Regions from separate parts of the Homo sapiens genome. Here all the other regions are linked to region 2. A link is a loop called in an ENCODE intact Hi-C map of the cell type or tissue named here. Cell type or tissue: heart right ventricle. All regions are shown on one strand. Region 1 has its middle 1.8 kb from the start of RNASE7. Region 2 has its middle 33 kb from the start of RNASE3. Region 3 has its middle 16 kb from the start of RNASE2.

Region 1 (2,500 bases), 180 kb after region 2:
AAGCTGGGCCAACAGAAGTGACTTCGACGATAGAATGAGAAGGAAGCAGGGGTAGAGATTGCTGGTGTAAGGGACTTTTTCTTCCCTTCTGTCTTCTCTCCCACTGTTTTGTCTTCTGCTCTTGCTCTCTCTCTCAGAGTCTTTCTTCTCCTCCTGTGAAACTCCTGAACCAGTCCCTGGCCTGATGCCTGAATCTTTTTGTTCTTCCTAAACTTGTCCCCCTTCCTCCATCTTTTTCTGTTGCCCCATGAATGCAGTGAAGCCAAAATAGCAAAATCAGCCTACCAAGTACAAGGTGAAGCAGATCTTGGAAGCTGGATAATTTGGGCACACAAACAAAATCACCTCCCTTATCCAAATAATTGAGGCAAAACAAAGATTTCAGTTGAATTGCACGTATGGTAGGTACGACTCAATTTCGATTTTCATGTGCAAACTTAAAACCTTACTCTCTTTTCCCTTTGGACTGAAGCAGCAGGGCCATGTTTATTTCACTTTCACACAGTCCTAAGGCAGCCTTCTACGCAGCCCAGCATACTCGAGTTGAAGAGCAAACTAGGATAATTATAATATCAGGAAAACACAAGTGTAGAGGGAAATTTAAATCATGGCTTGAAAACATCCCACTCTAGGATAATGAGAAGTAGAAAGGAGACCAAGCTAGGCATTCAAATGAGCTTGCAGCCTTCCATCCAGCCTCCACTCCAAAGGCTAGACTGGCCTGTGCTGATACACATTTGATACACAGCCTGGTTTAAACCGTGGATTTTATCTCCTAACATTCATGTTTCTACGGCAGCAGGGGCATAATTCTCTATCCAGAACTTCTATCCAGAAGTTCAGCCTGCAAAGTTTGGGATACCTTAACAAAGAAGTGAACAGCTGCTCCCCCAACCAAGGCCTCGCTGAGGACAAACCAGAAGAGCCAGAGGCCTGTGTGAACTTGTTCTTGATTCTCTTTTGCCATCTAGTGGCATTTCTCATCTCCAGCACCACTTTTGCTTCTAAAGATCCTTCATCCTGACCCCCAACCCACAGCTGTGCTGTCCAGCTACTAAAATAATGTCCTCCTGGCCTCAAAACAAACTCCCCATCCTCCTGACTTAGAATCATAAATTCTGGACCAGAACACAAACTTTATGATCAGGATGGGTTGTGCGACTTCTCCACAGTTATAATCCACACAACAGCCAGGTAATCCTTTAAGCTGACACGTTCTTTATTCATCTACTTAGAACCCTTCCAGGGTTCCCTACTGTGCTTGGAGTAAAAGCCACAGGCCTTCAAATGGTCCGTAAGTCTTCCCAATGACCTGGTCTCTGGTCCCTCTCTGAACTCTCAGTTACCTGCTCCAGCCACACTGGACACACTGCTGTTCCTCCAACACCTCAGGCATCTGTCTGCTCTGGGGCTTTTGCAGTGCTAGTCTCTTCACTTGGAACATTCTTCCTCCGGATAATCACAAGTTCACTCTTATCTTCAAGTCTCTGCCCCAGAGTCAGCGATTTCAACGATGTTACGTAAAATTACTGACCACCAACCCCTATACTGTTCTACTTTTTTCCCTAGCCATTATCACTTTGAGCAAAGTATACGTATTTTTTTTTACTGTCTTTCTCCAATGGAATGTAAGCTCTACAAAGGCAGGGACTTTTGTCTTTGTTTTTTGTTGTTGTTTGTTTGTTTGTTTGTTTGTTTTTTGAGACAGGGTCTCACTCTGTGACCCAGGCTGGAGTGCAGTGGTGCAATCATGATTTTCACTGCAGATTTTATCTCTCAAGCTCAAGCAATCCTCCCTCCTCAGCCTCTGGAGTAGCTGGGACCACAGGCATGCACCACCATGCCTGGCTAATTTTTCAAATTTTTTATAGAGACAGGGTTTCGCCACATTGCCCAGGCTGGTCTTGAATTCGTGGCCTTAGGCAATCCTCCTGCCATGGCCTCCCAAAGTGCTAGGATTACAGGTGTGGGCCACCGTACCTGGCCATTTTTGCCTTTTTTGTTCAGTGATATATCCCAAGTATCTTGACACTTAGTAGATGCTCGATAAATGTTTGTTGACCACATGAATGAAGCATGCCCAAGATTCTGAGATTGCCTACTACTTACAGGTAAATTCTGAAAACAAAAATATTCCTCATCTCAGTTTTACAGGCCTTCTCACCCACAGAGGGTGATGCTTCTCTGCCTTGGTGTCTCGGTTCTCCTGAGTGTCATATTCCAAGCTCACAAGAGCTTGGAGTAGCACTGACCCAGATGCTCCACACAGCTGTAACCACCACAAGGAACAGGACATACAAGGTGAAGGAAGCACTAAGGCAGGATGTCGAGAGCAGCAACAGCATTTTAAACACAAACATTTGGGCAGTATTAAATTTTTGCAATTTTCAATAAAAAAGGGAGGGAACAAGTGAAATTGAGAGGTGTTGGCTGCCTTCTCCAGCTAAAGCCATGTGGCCTTGGTTGGTACCTGGAACTGGAGAGGCCTGTGAATCATTGT
Region 2 (2,500 bases):
TAGTGAGAGCAAAAAGACACAGTCTAAGGGCATTTGTTTTTTAAATGATTCTAATAGAAATATTCCACATTTTTATAGAATTATCTTGTTTCCCAACTAACAAAAATCTGTACAACAATAACTTCTAACTTTTGGCAATGAGTAGAAAGGGTGGTTCTCACGAATGCTACCACACAGTGGAAATTTCCCCATCCACATTGAGACTGAGGAAGAGATAATCATCAAAAAAATCAGCCCCTTTCCCAGTTAAGGTTCTCTCTTTCTCTCTCTCTCTCTCTCTCTCTCTCTCACACACACACACACCACACACACTTCAAAGCCCTTCTTTAAGTTAGGCCAGGAAAGAGCAACTGAGGCGCCCAACATACAGACCCCTTTACCTTTTCAGAGATTGTCTTTGCAAGTCAGGATCTAATACTGGGGTTCAAGGTAAATTTGATATTACACCCACATGGATATAATTTCATATTCTCCCTATTCTGGACCCTGAGATGGAAAGAGCATAGAGACAGGGCCCAGAGATTTTCCAGCAAGAAAATTAAAGAACATATGTGAGGCAGGATAGTTTGCTGAGATACTACTTTTTCTTTCTTCTCTTTGTATTTTCCTCATGCCTCTAGTTCCAAGCAGAGAGCCAGACCCTTTTGCAATTCCTTAGGATATCTGCAGAATGGAAAGGAGGAAGTGTATGAAGCCAAACTTAATCTTACTGTCTTTTGAGAACCCTGAAATTTGGTGAAAATAAATTGCCTCTTGAAAAGTGTGGCAAAGTTGAGATTGGAGAGAGACTGAGGGCGAAGTTGGAGGGGAGGAAAAATGCAGAGGAGAGGCAGCATGGTGAACCTAGGCTGACTCCAGGCACAGAAGATCCGGACCGCCATGAAAACCCCCACGCCCTCAAGAATGAAACAGAAGCAGCTCAGCTAAGGTTTCTGTGCACCTTCTAAACCGAGGAAGGGGAGCCGGGTCAATCAGGCTCAGAGGTAGAGATGCCTAGCTCACTGCTTGCCGGCAGGGGGCGCTCTCCTATTATTGTATTTTCTTTTTTGAGGACATCAAGACTCAGTGTGCAAAAATTCTCATCAAAGATACAAATTCAAATGTGGTTGCTTTTGTAAAAATACCCATCTTCACAACCCCAGACTACTCCTCAACTCGTGCTTGCTGGAGGCTCCACCCTCTGCATTCTCTTCATTACTTCGGGTCTCTTTGACTTGTCTCTTGTAAGGACGAAGGCTTCGCCAGCATCGGCACACATCTGCTGCCTGATCTGGCCATGTGAACCACTGTCCATCCCTCAGAGGCAAATTCCTCCCACAACACCTGACTTACACCAGCCTTTTCTATCCAGAGACCTTGGCACCAGGATTAAAAAGCAAGTATCTCCTTTATTTGCCTCTATTTGGTGGCCGGATGCTAACACAGTACGATTTTCACCTTTTCTCCCTTCTCTTAACTCTCCCATTTAGCTACACAGGTTTGAGGTTAAGCCTAGGATATAGTTGTACACATTAATTATTATTTTACTTGACTTCAAGTAGACTTCTCAGGATATCATTTTGGACTGCTTTCTTGGGATGTTTACTGTGACTCAGAGATGAAAGGTCTTCAGTGACACAGTCCACCTTCCCCCTCCAATGGATACAAAGAATCAGAAGAGTAAAGAGAGAGGTGTTTTTTGCCCCTTTGTCAAGTCTAGAGACAGCAGATTCCCTGGAAACTTCCTAGGTTTGTCTAAGCCTCCCTAGTTTACATTCATCTCTTCTCCTTTAGTCTATAGTGAAGATGGAGATCTCTTGACCTAAATAACATGTTCAAGCATGATCTGTCCCTGTCTTAAAGATTTATTCTTGTTCATTATATTATATCCTACAATCACCCTTGTAAGCATGGTAAGTATGATTTAAAGTCTTCACTTTCTGAGCTTCAGACTAAATAATTCTATTTCTTTCCTCATTTTTCCATAAGCATGGACTTACAAATAATTCAATTCACTTTCTCCATTTTCTCCATCATCATGAACTTACTTAAATCCAGGTGTCCAGTGTGCTGGGTAAGGATGACTGACCAATAAGTATCTTTCCTGTGGGCACTCAGTTCATAGTGTGTGTGTGTGTGTGTGTGTGTGTGTGCACATGTGGTTTGGGAGTGATAGATCTTGTTTTACACACAGAGGTAAGACCCACTTTCCAGCTGGATAGGAAGATGGGGAATAATAAACACAGAAGTCCACCTCATGTCAAATGCAGATCCAGGTGCTAGGGAGACATGGATGAATACGTGTGTCTTTTTCCTGGTGATCTCTTAATTAAATTAAAGCTAAGACTCTGGACACAGCAAACCTAAAGAGGAAATATTCTCCATAGAATAGTGGGCATACTCTGTAGTTACCTCTCTCTATCCCCTAATCCTGTAGAAAAGAAAGTTCATATGCATCAAAAGATGAAAATGCATCAGGTCTGACAATAAGCTTAGCCTTGTTACCTAAAAAAGCTAATGT
Region 3 (2,500 bases), 110 kb after region 2:
TTTTCGCTACATTTGCCCTCCTAATATTTGAATTTACCTCTGCCATTTGCATTTACAACGTATCTGTATATGTAAAAGAAAAATCAAACAGCCTACCTCATTGTAGCCCTTTCTGAGCCTACTGAGGAATGGTCCCTGGTAATAGAAAGTTTAAGAACGAAGCTGTGAATTTCAATTTACAGTTGAATTTCACAACTGTAAACTACTCTAGCGATGCAGCATAGACTTGACCTCCAAACCCCAAGCCTGCAGCCCGCGGCAGACAGGCCGAGAGTGGGGCAGCCGTCTCTCCTTCCTCGCCCTGCCCTCCTTCTGCACATCCAGCCACCTCCGCAATGGAAAGCTCGTGGCATACAGCAGGCGCTCATTATTTGAAGCCTCTTCATTCTCCTGCTTCCTCGGTGGTTAAGGAGGCTTTTGGAAGTTCAAGTCCGTCTCAGCTAAGAACCAGGAGACACGGCTTTGGTGCCTCTCGGCCCGCTGGGTCTCGGCGGCGCAGCGTCCCCTGCCGGCCACTGTGGCGGCGGCTGGAATCAGCCTCAGCACTTAAGGGGCCGCGCGGGAGGAGTTGCCCCACCTCCAGGCAGCTCTTTCCAGAGCAGTGAGGGCAAGTCTGGGGATTATCTCCATAAAGGAAGCGAGGTGGCTCGGTGGAGGGGCTTCAGATCCCCTTCCCAGGACCCTGTGACCCGCCATCGGAAGAGAGTGGACCTCATTCTATTTCAATGTCTGCATAGTACAGACATTTGCTGTGGGCAAATCGGACCCATGAGCCCAGAGAGCATCATCCCGGGAAAGCTTTCCCGAAGCACAGGCTTCCCTGCACCACCATACACGCGCACACCCGCACGCGCTCACTCCCCCAGCCCTCCTCCCCTCCCTCACTCCCGCCCTGGAAGAAGCGGGGAGCTGAGGGGAGAGGTGGAACCAGCAGAGAAACGGGCCGGGCAGGAGCCCGCACCAGCCCGGCTTGGGACACCGCAGCCGCTCCTGCCCTCTGCTGGCTGGAAGGCGCACTTACACATTGCGGTCATCGCGGATCGCCGAGGGCCGCTGGTGCCGCTCTGCCGCCAAGGACGCTCAGCCATTGGAGTAGAAGTGAGAGAGGCCGCGGGCTGAGTAGAGAGGGGTGAGGATTCCGGAAAGGAAGCATCGTCAGGAAGCGCTGAAGTTCCTACTGATAAAGAGGGGGTTGGGCCACCAGCAACTTGTCACATGAGGAGTGGGGGTTTTCTGCATACCTTAGTGAACCTATCAGTCTAGGACTCGTGGATGGAGACTCGGCCACACCAGCAGCTGGTAAAGGCTGTCCTGGGGCCCAAATCCGTCAGTGACTCTGACATCTCAGGGACAGTGTGTGGTGGCTATAGTGCTTTGCGAAGTTGCTGCCGGGAGTTAGGCAGAAACCTCTTAGGCTGTTCAGATCCCTCTTAACTAAGGGGTTTTAGTGCTGTGAGTATTCCCACAAATGGGTCCCTGTAGTACAATTATTTTGCAGCATTCATACGGCCTACTGGGGCTCTTGATTTGAGGAGCCTTATTCAGCAAACATTTCTTGAGTACCTATGTGCCAGGTACGGTTAGAGGTATGGGAGTCATCAGAGAACGCAGGACATACGTACAAAAAAAATCTCTGCTTTCACGGAGGTCACATTCTAGTGACCTAGACACATAATGTATACTCACAGACAATAAACATATATGTAAATTACACAGACTGTTAAGGTGATAAGCTCTATGGAAAAAATAAAGCAGGAAGGAGAATGGGGGAAGCAATGGGTAGCTTTTTTTTTTCTCTCTTTGAGACAGTCTGGCTCTGTCACCCAGGCTGGAGTGCAGTGCAATCTCGGCTCACTGCAACCTCCACCTCCCGGGTTCAAGCGATTGTTGTGCCTCAGCTTCCCAAGTAGCTGGTGTTACAGGCGTGTGCCACCACACCCAGCTAATGTGGGACATGTTAAGTCTGAAGGGTCTATTAGACCTCCAAGTGAAGATGTCAAATAGACAGTCCGATGTACTAGTCCAAAGCAAGAGAGCTGGGCTGGAAGTATGTATTTGGGAGTTGTTAGAGAATCAACAGCATTTAAAACCTTGAGACTGGATAAGATCACCAAGGGATAGTGTGCAGATAGAGAAGAAGACCTATGACTGACTCCTGGGGACCTCTAACATCAAGTTACCAGAGGCAAGAGGAAAAACGTGTGAGGAGCCTAAGAATGAAAGGCCTGGATGGTAAGGAAAGAGCCAGGAGACAGGGGCATCCCAGAGACCATCACGCAGCCTCGACATGACTGCCTGCATTGAGGAACCAGGACTGATCTCACAACGCTTTTCGTCCCTATTCCTGTCACAAGAAGCCCCATTCTCAGGTCATCCTCATCAAAAAGGAGGGAATTATCCACTGTGCCTAATACTGCTGAGTGGAATATTAATCTGTTGGGGTGGGAGGTGTTACTTCCAATGCAAGGAGTGCCCCCACAACCCTCATAACTCCTACTGA

Evidence for each region. Peaks named below come from ENCODE experiments on the same cell type or tissue, not always from the same donor. Only the 100,000 strongest peaks of a DNase experiment are listed, where the experiment ranks them.
Region 1: it touches region 2 in a loop (11-fold over the local background); 44 of 110 quality-filtered maps call a loop at or near these places.
Region 3: it touches region 2 in a loop (10-fold over the local background); 83 of 110 quality-filtered maps call a loop at or near these places.

What each region holds. Positions count from the first base shown.
Region 1 is chr14:21,039,309-21,041,808 of GRCh38, forward strand. It overlaps a transcript of NDRG2 not described here. Among named protein-coding and RNA genes, the nearest start is that of RNASE7, 1.8 kb to the right of the region's middle. In heart right ventricle, a CTCF peak has its summit at 980 (motif pointing left); a DNase peak (open chromatin) is centred at 934; H3K27ac peaks cover 1,450 bases.
Region 2 is chr14:20,856,816-20,859,315 of GRCh38, forward strand. No RefSeq gene overlaps it. Among named protein-coding and RNA genes, the nearest start is that of RNASE3, 33 kb to the right of the region's middle. In heart right ventricle, a CTCF peak has its summit at 1,022 (motif pointing right); a DNase peak (open chromatin) is centred at 1,006; H3K27me3 peaks cover 445 bases.
Region 3 is chr14:20,970,585-20,973,084 of GRCh38, forward strand. No RefSeq gene overlaps it. Among named protein-coding and RNA genes, the nearest start is that of RNASE2, 16 kb to the left of the region's middle. RefSeq lists an enhancer at 528-1,217. In heart right ventricle, CTCF peaks have their summits at 511 (motif pointing left) and 1,010 (motif pointing left); DNase peaks (open chromatin) are centred at 517 and 1,017; H3K4me3 peaks cover 1,410 bases; H3K27ac peaks cover 1,455 bases.